Linked DNA regions of Mus musculus: region 1 is linked to region 2. A link is a loop called in an ENCODE intact Hi-C map of the cell type or tissue named here. Cell type or tissue: heart. All regions are shown on one strand. Links, peaks and the distances in the headings refer to the core of each region. The heading gives the core; the rest is flanking DNA. Region 1 holds the start of 4930577N17Rik (RIKEN cDNA 4930577N17 gene). Region 2 holds the start of Elf2 (E74-like factor 2).

Evidence for each region. Peaks named below come from ENCODE experiments on the same cell type or tissue, not always from the same donor. Only the 100,000 strongest peaks of a DNase experiment are listed, where the experiment ranks them.
Region 1: a loop joins it to region 2, with 6 times the contacts of the local background. A loop is called at or near these places in 26 of 42 quality-filtered maps.

Annotation. Positions count from the first base shown.
Region 1 is chr3:51,275,130-51,280,504 of GRCm38, forward strand. The region is part of intron 4 of Elf2 (E74-like factor 2); the gene reads right to left. 4930577N17Rik (RIKEN cDNA 4930577N17 gene) reads left to right here and starts at 1,632. Exons shown (of 1, transcript NR_073429.1): 1 at 1,632-3,278. In heart, for the core only: a CTCF peak has its summit at 2,399; DNase peaks (open chromatin) are centred at 1,102 and 2,252; H3K4me3 peaks cover 3,186 bases; H3K27ac peaks cover 2,599 bases.
Region 2 is chr3:51,337,559-51,342,933 of GRCm38, forward strand. Elf2 (E74-like factor 2) reads right to left here and starts at 3,086. Exons shown (of 10, transcript NM_023502.2): 1 at 2,856-3,086. In heart, for the core only: no CTCF peak of the experiment used is centred there; DNase peaks (open chromatin) are centred at 3,213 and 3,853; H3K4me3 peaks cover 3,642 bases; H3K27ac peaks cover 3,393 bases.

The sequences.
Region 1 (5,375 bases), core at 146-5,145, 62 kb before region 2:
CAGAGAAAAGAAACCTATCACTTGTGAAGTTAAGTCCTCTTACTCTACAGTGTTTCTCAAGGTTCTCACTGCAGAAACTGTGCAATGGTTCTCTCATAAGTATTCACATGAATTGGAAATAACATCTTTAGGCTTATTAAGCTTCTGTCTAAGTATTTATGAGCACCATATGTGTGTCCATGGTGTTTAGAAGAGGGGTTGTATCCCCTGGAACTGGAGTTACAGGTGGTTGTGAATGTGGGTGCTGAGAACTGAACCCAAGACCTCTGCAAGAGCAACTCTGCAAGAGCAACAAGTGGTCTTAACCGAGGAGCATCTCTCCTGCCCCAAACAGTATCTCTTTAACTATACACACTCGACACTCAAAACACCACTAACCCAACATAAAACTGTACACTAATTCATACTGATCAATGGACTGACTTTAACAAGGACCCAAGTTCCATTATGTTCCTCTCCTTCAGTAAAAGTTCCTATTCAAAAAGGCATTTAAACGCTGCTCAATAAATTGTGATTTCCCTACTTTTGAAATGTGTAAAATATGCCTCAGCCAAAACACACTATTCAGCGTTATTGTTATATAGCACATGCAGTTCTATCAGTCCAGATTTTATTTATATTTAAAGTTCCGTTAAATTTAGAGATAAACATAATTTTTCCTCCAAACCGAACTGCTTTGTCCACCAAACTACCAATTTCAAGATCCCTAAAAACAATAGGTGCAAAAAGACTGTTCTGATCTTTTACAGCACTACCGTTTGGTTACAATTTCTCATCTTCCAATCCGACATCGATGGAGATGTGAAACAGAACCAGAGGAGGGACCGCATGCGCTTATAATTTCGGTAAGCAACAGTGTTCGAGCAGTGCCACATCGACCCGAGGCCCTCGCTGCGCTGTCTGCTAGCAAGTAAAGCTGCTTTTTCTATGTAACTTAAGTCCGTGCCCTTCCGCTGCAGCAGTGGCGCAGCACATCCCCCACCCCCGCGGCCACTTCCGTGTTTACACTCCTCTTCCCTCCAATTCCATGCGTACATTGTCAGCTTCACTCCCGCCCAATCTTCATTGGCCCGGCTCGGGCCCGTGGTCCCGCCCCCAGAAATCAACGTTCTTATTTGGAACAGCTCAGGGCGCAGATTGGAACCTCGGGCCTGTCAATCGCGCGCGTTCTGTCCTCTCCCAGGCGCTTCCGCTATGGTGGGAGGTTTGGGGGAGGGGAAAGGGGGCAATGCCGAGCCGAGACTTCCCCGGGGCCAGGACGCCCTCCCGCCCGCCCCGCTCCCCGCTTTCATCTTACTGTGGACCAAAATAAACGTCCCCCTCCGCTGTCCCGCAGCCCCGGGCCGGCTGCGCGGAATACACCCGGTGTCCTTCCCGTCCACCCTCAGTCACCCGCCCCACGAGGGAAGGAAGGGCAGCAGCCCGGTTCCCCCACGGCCGCCGTTAGCCGCGGCGGGGAGGTGCCGGGTCGGCGGCGTCCCACTCGGCACCGGGAAGTGGCCTCGGGACCGTTACTCGGGCGCCGCTCCGGGAGGGACGAGGCGGGAGGCCGGGCGGGCGCGTTTTGGCGGGTAGCGCCCGGGGGGGCCGCGGCGTCCATGCGGAAGTGGCGGCTATAGGAAGTGAGAGGCGAGGGCGGCGGGCGGCCAGCGCCCCCGGCCGCGGGCAGGGGCGGCCCTCTCGGCCGGACAGCGTGGCAGGCGGCGGGGACAACAGCTCCGCTCACTTCCTGGTTCCCCGGCAACTGGGGCGAAGCGCGCAACTCGCCCGCGCCGACTCCCCAACTTAGCCGCGGCTCCGCGCCCGGCCCCTGCCGCTGCCGCTGCTGCGCCGCCGCCGCCGCCGCTCTCCCCGGAGCGACAGCCCGGATCCGAGGCAGGTTACTCTCCAAGGTGATCACTTCCTGATTTGTCGCCTCCATTACTTCATTCACTCCCCCCTCTCCGCGGCCGCCCGGCTGCCGGAGACGGACACCGGACCCGGGGCGCTGACCGCCCCGGGGGACGCTCCCCGCCCGCCGGGCGCCCCCTCGCCCGCTGCACCGATGCACGGGAGAAAAGTTCCCCTGTGCTTACCGGCCCGGATGAGCAGATCCAGCTGGTTCGTGGGTCCCTCATGCAGAGACGTCGCCATGTTTATCCCGGGGCTGGAACTGCTGCTTCACATTGACTTACACCCTGAGCGGCGGCGACAGGGGAGAAGGCGGAACCCGCGGCCGGAGACACACGCCGTGCGGGCGGCACACACTCACGCACTCGCACACACTCCGACGCCCGGATCCTTGCGCGTCCTCCGACAGGAAGCGGCGGCCGGCCCGCCTCCCGCCGCCGGGCTCAGCAGCCCCACCACCTAACGGCAGGGGCGGCGGCGGCCCCGGCTGGCAACGCGATCCTTCCGCCCCGCGCCCAGACAGGAAGTCAGTCCCGGGCGCCGGCAGCCGGCGGCCGCACGGACACCTGAGGCTGGGGAGCCGCAGGCCGCCCTCGGGGACGCGGGCCTCGCCTCGGCAGGAAGAGGCGCGCTTCACGTTCTGCGGAAGCGAAGTCTGCAAATGTCCCCTCTGGAAAAGAGCCATGAATCAAATTTTTCTTCCTAGAAAAGACCTCATACCTAGTCCCGCAGCTGTACACGGAGGTGGCTTTTTAACTTGGGTTGGCCTTCCCGGCGCTTATGCAACATACAATCAGTTCAGTCGAAAGAACTGCACTTTAAAAAACTTGTACCTAGAAAATATTCTAGAAGCATCACTAAGGAAGTCAGGAGTCTCCAACTACTTCAAAAACTGACTTGGTCCTGTCTTCTCGACAGAAGTCAGAGTACACTAGACAGGTAATTAGTAAACAGAAAAGAGCCGCCCGGCAGCCTCGGGGAGACTGGAGTCGCTGGGTTTGCTGGTCATGAAATTCGTGTGCCCTCTCTTGTATTTGCTTGACTTGGACAAATGAACGTATTCGTTCATAGCTTAAAGATATCTTCAGACAGCTTTTAAAAAACTCGTTTACCTTGAAACTGGCCTTACAAATACACACTGTAACAGGAAAGGAAAATAATGGCCAATTAGTGGCTATAAATTAGTGGAAATACAGGGAATAAGACCTAATTAAATGCCTTGCCTGTTTCAGAATTTCTTAACATAAAAACTGAAATAAAATGTCATTCCGAAGTTATTTGACACACGTTTTATGTAAAATGCACCTCCAATACATTTTATTCTTCGTTCAATAAAAGTTGCTGAATAAAAAGTAATCATCTGTAATGGTAGGGTTACAGATTTTATCTCAATTAACTGCATATAAATAAAGTTTGACAGTAATATAACGCGATATGGTTTTATAAGTTTACCCAGCACCATTAGATGGGTTTACCTAAGACTGCCAAGCATAGGTCAAAAGGAGTCAGCTAACTGATAGCTTTTATTTTTTTCTACTATCATTTTGAAATAAGAATCTCCCATTGACAGGCAGCATCTTTTAACAGTTTCTGTATCAAGAAAGATAAGGAATGCCAAAGGGTAATTGGATGGCTGTAGGCAGATCAATGAAACCGATAACAAATCAGAATTTCTGCTCCAGTAGCACATTTTCCATGTATTCTATTTAGTAAGGAAATGGAAACCGAAGGGGTGTGTGTGGTGTGTAGGTGGTGTGTAGGTGACAAGTCAATGGCTTAAGGACAATAAAACAGATTTCTCAATATAGGACCAGCTTGAAGTCTGACAACTTAGCTGACTGCATTTTAGGTATCTCGGAGGCAACGTGTATGTGTATAAGCTTGCGTGTGTGTGTGTGTGTGTGTGTGTGTGCTTTGCTGAATGTACACCCTGATTATCTGCATCATTGTCTGACTTACATTTAAGCACCTAGAGAATAGAAGCTACATATATCCTTGCATAATAATTTATATACATAACATATGTACAGAGAAAATAATGCAAAAACACTGGAAAACACAATATCTCTGTACATTTAGAACATATGAAAGCACAATGCCTCTAATCTTAAGGCAAGTCTACCCTGCCTTAAAAACAGGCTTTCGAAAGCCAACACTTTACTGCGAATAATAAGTAGAATGGCCTGCTACTAGAATGTATACAGGTACAAACTGGCAATATGGCATTTATCAAGAATCTAATATATATCCTTATGAATACACAAGCACATTTGCATTTTTTCAAGTCTCCATAATCAAACAGTTATAAGCAGAATTTAACTAAGTATAAATACACAGCTTTTATAATATATACCTTAAAATAAACTCATTCTGCTAATAAAACTATAGAAAGACAATACTGTATAAAAATTACTTATAAGTCCTGGCAGAGCAGAGAAACCAAGTAATCCTAACCTTACCTCTCACCAAATAAAAGCCTGTGTGCTAAGTACTTTCTTTACTTTCTTATATTCTGCCTACATCCCCACACAGCAGACATTACTGTTCCATTCACTGAGTGCTGCAGGAGCTCAGGCTCCTCGCTTAAATAACTACAAAAGGGTCAGAATTTGAACCCAGATACCAAATATTCTTAACCTCACGCCAGGAACAAGAGTAACATCCTACTTCTGTCATAAAATTTTCTCATTACAGTTTCTTTTTTATAGCTCCTCCTCAAGGATATGTAGCTTAATCCTGCTCTCCCTGGACAAACAGAATAAAGCTGAAGTGGCTGGGACAGGACCCTAGAAGGAGGACACTGTCAGCTCCAAGTCTGCAAAGCCAGACAGTGGGCAGGAATAAAGGGACTCAGGACCCTGCCAGCGCTGTGTGCAGCACCATGAGCTGTCTGGGAGACAGCTCTAAGCAAGTCTTGAAATGAAAACCCAACTGATAAGACTGCAGCCTCGTGGAAGAACCCACGGACCACACATCAGAGCCACACACCTCAAAATCTGTGTGGGGTAGTAAATAGTTGGCTTTGGTTTTTTGGGGTTTTTTTGTTTTCTTTTTTGAGACAGATTTCTCTTTGCAGCCCTGGCGATCCTGGATTCGTTTTGTAGGCCAGGCTAGACTTGAACTCACAGAGACGCACACGCCTCTTCCTCCTGAGGACTGGGATTAAACACGCATCACCACACCAGGCAACAGTTGGCATTGTAAATGCAAAACTGGGGCGGGGTAGTTTGTTAAAAGTAATAATAGAAGGGCTGGGTTAAAATTATATTCTCCAAACCAATTCTTTGAATCAAGCCTTTTTGCTGTTGCATGACTACATTCACTTATTTGTGTGACCATACTTGATGTTGTTTCATTCACATTCTTTCATTAGATAAATGAATGGCATTACACTACATAACGTTTTTCATTAAGGAGCTACACTCAATCCTTGTTAATGTAATTAAATACATGCTTTGTTAAAAATAAAAAAATTAAGACAGGGT
Region 2 (5,375 bases), core at 146-5,145:
GCATTATGATTCCATGATGCACAATAACCAGAGGAAGCAAACACAGGGAAATGAAACAAAATGGCTATTGCCTAGGGCTGGGCCTTCAGGGAGGGACAGTTAATTAGCCCCAAACAGGCTACGGCAAATTTTAGGAGTGGACAGAAAAAAGTATTATAAAGCAAGCCTGGGATAGTCTCAACCCCATTCATTTTTATAGATACTGGATTAGAGTCCCGAGAACAAAACCCTAAGTTTCCTAGGTCTTGTAACACAGCAAGGCTTGTGACTGTAAATAGTGCCCAGTCACATTCTGCTTTAAAAGGAAAATACAGATGAGATAAAAAGAAGAAAGAAAAAAAAATACTGGATTAGCCAGGCAGTGGTAGTGCATACTTCAATCCCAGCACACAGGAGGCAGAGGCAGGCAGATCTCTGTGAGTTCAAGGCCAGCCTGGTCTACAGAGTAAGTTCCAGGACAGCAAGGGGTACACAGAGAAACCTTGTCTCAAAAAAAAACAAAAAAACAAAAAAACAAAAAAAACCCAAAAGACTGGATTATATTCTCAAAATGGAGGAACTATTTTTGATATCATGCCAAAAGGCTGATTTCTTTAAAAATATCACTCCAAGGAGAAATGAAAGCACATCCACACAAAAACTTGCATACAAAAATTACAATAGCCAGGGGTGGAAGCTCAGATCCCTACCAACCGATGAATGGATAAAAATAAGGAAGCCTATCCATAGAGGAGCATTACTCAGCAAAATAATAATAACAGTAATGTGCTGATACATGCCACAACATGCACAAACTTCAAAAACTTTATGCTATGCAAAAGAGGCCATCACAAAAGCCTCCATATTGCACACTTGTACTTACATGAAATACCCAGAACAGGAAAATCCATAAGGGATACAAAGGTCCAGAAAGATGAGAGACAAGTGAGTAATGGCTAACTGGTATGTTCGCTGGGTGGTTAGTGTCTCCGCTGGCAGTACCGAGGACTGAACTCAGAGCCTCCCCCATGCAAAGCAAGCACTGTGCCACTGGGCTACACTGCAGACCCATATGATCTTTTTTTAGGGGTAAAAACATGCTTTAAAATTGAGTTCAGTAATTGTGCAGCTCTGTGACTAAACCTTAAAAACTGAGCTTGTACACTTATAACTGAATGGCATGTGGTTAGTATCTCAATAATGCTGCAACCTCTCCCCATGCCGATCCATTCACCACCACCACCACCACGCCCCCCAAAAAAAGATACACACAACCTGTGAACAGGTAAAATCATCAACCCTGATTTGGTAAACTTACCATTGAAGAAATTTGGGATAAAAAAAAAAAAAAAAAACCCAAAGTTTTCAACTCTGTCGAAACATTTTGCAACTGTTTATGTCTGCGAAGTACAGTGAATAATCCAAGTAAACAAGTATAAAGAGGATAACACTGCCAGGGCGATGGTGCCACACACCTTGAAACCCAGGCACTCCGGAGCCGGGGGGGGGGGGGGGGGGGGGGGGGGGGGGGAAGCTGCATGCTGATCTCTGAGTTCGAGGCCAGCCTGGGTCTACAGTGCAAGTTCCAGAACAACAAAGGCTACACAGAGATTCTACCCTGTCTCGACAGACAAAAAGCAAGCAAACAACCAGCAACAGCAAAGGATAACGTTAAATATTGAGATTTTAAATGTTGAAGACACATCAGACTTCAACTTCTTGTATTTACTGGATGTATCAACTACAGCCACATGCCTTCTATAAATCTTATTCCTAAATCCCTTTAAACATAATTCAACAGTTCCCAGTCTCATACGAAGTCATTCAACACTCTAAAGAAACTGTAACCCACAAATATACAATCTTATCTCAGTAGGGCCCGGATGGACATTGTCCACTAGAGAAAGTGAGCAGTTTGCCTCTCAACTGAGACTTGGAGAAAAAAACAAAAACAAAAGTCTTGAGCTCAGAGGCGCAGTTTTTATTATACTTTCTCACTGTCGGATTAAAGCATAAACCACAGAGTAATGTCATGAACACGAGAAAGATGTTCCAGGGTTACAATGACGCGTCCCCCATCTTATTGATAGAGTACTAAGAACTTAAAGAAAGGGTATACAGCTGAGAACGTGGTTCCCATAAGGACAGTCCACCAAGTTGGTCCGTGGGTTATTTTTCCGTCCTTTGCTGACAGAGTAAAAATGTCCCACTAAAGTCTTGAGTGGGTCCGGCCGCCGCGCGCAGCGCCGCTGAGGCAGAATCGGTACCGAGGCGCGCGGGGCGCCCACGACACTCTCCGCGAGATGCCCTAAGGGCCAGCACCGCCGGCGGAGGACCCCGGAGGAGACTCTGGACCTAGGCGCTTCCAAGAGCCCCAGGGTTTTTTTGTTGTTTTGTTGCAAACACAGATAGTGATCGCAGCCTGGCTCCCCGGGGAACCAGGAGAAGGCGGCGACGGAGGGCCGGCGGAGAGTGAGAATAAAAGAACGGCGGAGTACAACCTGTCGTGCCCGCCCCGGCGGCGGGGAGCAGGCCCGACGGCGACGGAAACTGCCGCCCGGGACGCGCTGCCCCGGCAGCCCGGCCGCCGCGCGATGACTGGCGCCGCGAGGTAAACAGCGCGCGCCGCGGTCCCTCGGCGCCACGACCGTTGCCCCGGGCCGCTCCGGTGCGGGCTCCCGCCCTGCCCCCAGCTCCGCCGGTGTCACCGCCCCAGCCTCCGGAAAGCCCCTCCGCCGCCGCCCGAGCAAACAACACAGGCGCGGGGCGGGGGCGCCCGGGAGGAGGCGACACTCGGGACGGCCGGGCTGGCTCGCCGCGCCCTCCCTCTCCCTCCCGCTCGCTCCCGCCGGCCTCCGCCGTCCCCGCGCTCTTACCTGCTCTCCCTCCACGTCGCCGAGTCCCTTGCCCTTCCCTCAGGGCCGCAGACCGGCCGAGACGCCGCAGCCGCCCGCCGTTGGCCCGGCGTCCTGCGGGAAGCCGAGGGGGCCTCCCCTGGCCACCGCGCGAGCCGCTCCGCACCACAGGACGAGACAAAACCGCGCTGCGCCCCCCGCGCGCGCCACCCTACAGATCCCCCCCAACCGCCGAGGCGACGGCGGCGACACAGCCGGGCGCGGGGAAGCTGCGGCCGGCCCCCGCCCTCCGCACCCGCCTCGGCTCCTCCCCCTCGGCCTCCTGCCGCCGCCACCAGGACACTGGAGTCCGCCTCCCCCACCCGGCCGCTCCGCGCGCTCCTCCCTCCCCGCGCGCCGCCGGGGGAGGCGACACCGCCAGTCACCGCAGCGCCTGTCAAACCGGGCCGGCTATTTATACTCCCCACCGCCCTCGGGCCCCCCGCAGCCCGCCTCCTGCGCTCTCGAATCCCGCCCTCTTCTCAGCGCCCAACTTCGCCCGAACCCGCCTGCTCAGGTGGAGACGCTCGCCACTCGTCCCGCTCCGCGTCCCCGGGGCTTCCCCACTCCCCCACGTCGCGCGCTGCACTGCGCTGCGGACGCGGGACCAGCGCGTGGGGACGGCGGGGCCGCGCGTGCACCTGCAGCCCGGCCGGGACGACACGCGCACCTCTTGGGCCACTCTCAGGTCTTTGCTGTCACCCCTCATCACCCCCCTTCCAACTCCGGACTCCCCTCCCAAGACCTCCAGGGACCGCTCTGCACTCGTAGATTAAGCATTAGGGAAGTGAGCGATTGCAAAATAAAACTCTTGTCAGCCCGGGTGTTCAGAGTCCCCGCGCGTCTCCCGGGCTCCGCGGATGGTGGCGGCGCTGGCGGGCAGGAGCGCGCGGCCCGCCCCACCCGGCCACTGACGCACGTGGCGCCCCGCCCCGCCCGTTTCGCGGCCCGGGGCGCCGCCCGCTCCGCCTCCCAGCTCGTCCACCCCGGACCCCGCCCCGTTCCCAGAAATTACCACCGCCCAACGGCCCGGCTGCGCGGCGGTTGGTGCCCGCGGTGGCCGGCGGGCGGGCGGCCCAGCGCGCAGCTGCGGAGCGCGGCGGGCGGCCCCCGTTCGGGGGGGTCCCGGGGAGCCGCGACCGCCCGCCCCAGTCTTTGTCGCTTCTAGTCCCGTCCGCCTCCGAGAAGTAACTCAAGTCCCGAGATCTTCAGAGCCAGGGTGAAGGAGCGCGTGTGTGTGGAGGAAGAGTATCTTGTTCCAAGTGTCCACGAATTGGGGAAAAAAAAGGGGCGAAGCCAGCGGGAGCTGCAGGCTTCTGGTTTGCACACTTTCACACAAAGGGGAGCCTCTGAGCAGGGCACTCTCACGCGCCTTCCAGGGCACAAAAGCCAATGACACGGTGCCCGGGATGTCCTGCGTTTGCAGCGGCTCGCTAATGGTCTTTCTTAGGCGCAGTTATGCATGCTAGGTCTCTTCCCCCAAGCACCACCACCATTCCCCGCCGCCGCGGAATGTATTTGTTTCTTTAACAAAGAGCATCGGTTGTCCCGGTGCGCGCGGGGGCCGATCCTGCTGGGCTCTGACTCCTGCAGGCTCCCTGGGGGAGCCCCAGCACTTGGAACAGCATACACCGGGTTAATTTCTGGACTCCAGCCTGACTGTTGATGTTCTACAACCAGTTTTTACAAGAACGAAATACTGAGCGGTGTGATGGCTGTGGAGATGAACGTGGGAACCGTGGAAATGACCCTAGAATGGGGCTCAAATGTGAAAGGCATGCCAGAGGTTGCTCTGTTGTTTTAAGTCCCTGCCGAACATTAGAATTTAGCCTCAGTTTTAAAAGCTGTTACTGCCTAGTTGGGTGCTTCTTTCTTAAAAAGCAACCAAAAAAAAAAAAAAAAGCCGTTTTCACTCTGAAATGTATTAGAAATTTGCATTAGCCCAATGGCTAATAAACGATCCTCTTAACTTCGGGTTGGCATCACTCTGAACTACAAAAATGAAGTCTTGATAACTTTAAGACCTTAATACGTACATAACAGAGTACTGCACGCACAGCATCCGTTATAGAGGATGGTGTTTATATCCTGTTTATTATAAATGATTACTTACAGAGCCACTGCCCGCTTTGACACTTTCTGAGTAAGAATACTGAGTCTCTCTTGCGTGGCAGGAGTTGCTTTCTTTAGTTAGAGACAAATGTTACAATAGGGAACTTCCTATTCCTATTAGCTACTTTGAGAAGAAATGTTTTGCCACATTTCCCATCCAGGGTAAGATGGAAAGTCCCAGGCGAAGAACTTACTGTTCTCTCGGCTTTTTCACTGTTCTAAGCATGCTTGCACTTTGAAATGTAGGTCTGAGTTAGAGAGACAGCTCAGCAGCTGAACAGTACCTACTGATGTACTGATGCAGAGGACTTGGGTTTGGTTCCCAGCACCCAAATTAGGGCTCACAACCATCATCGGAAACTCCAGTTCCAGGGCATCCAGTGTCCTTTT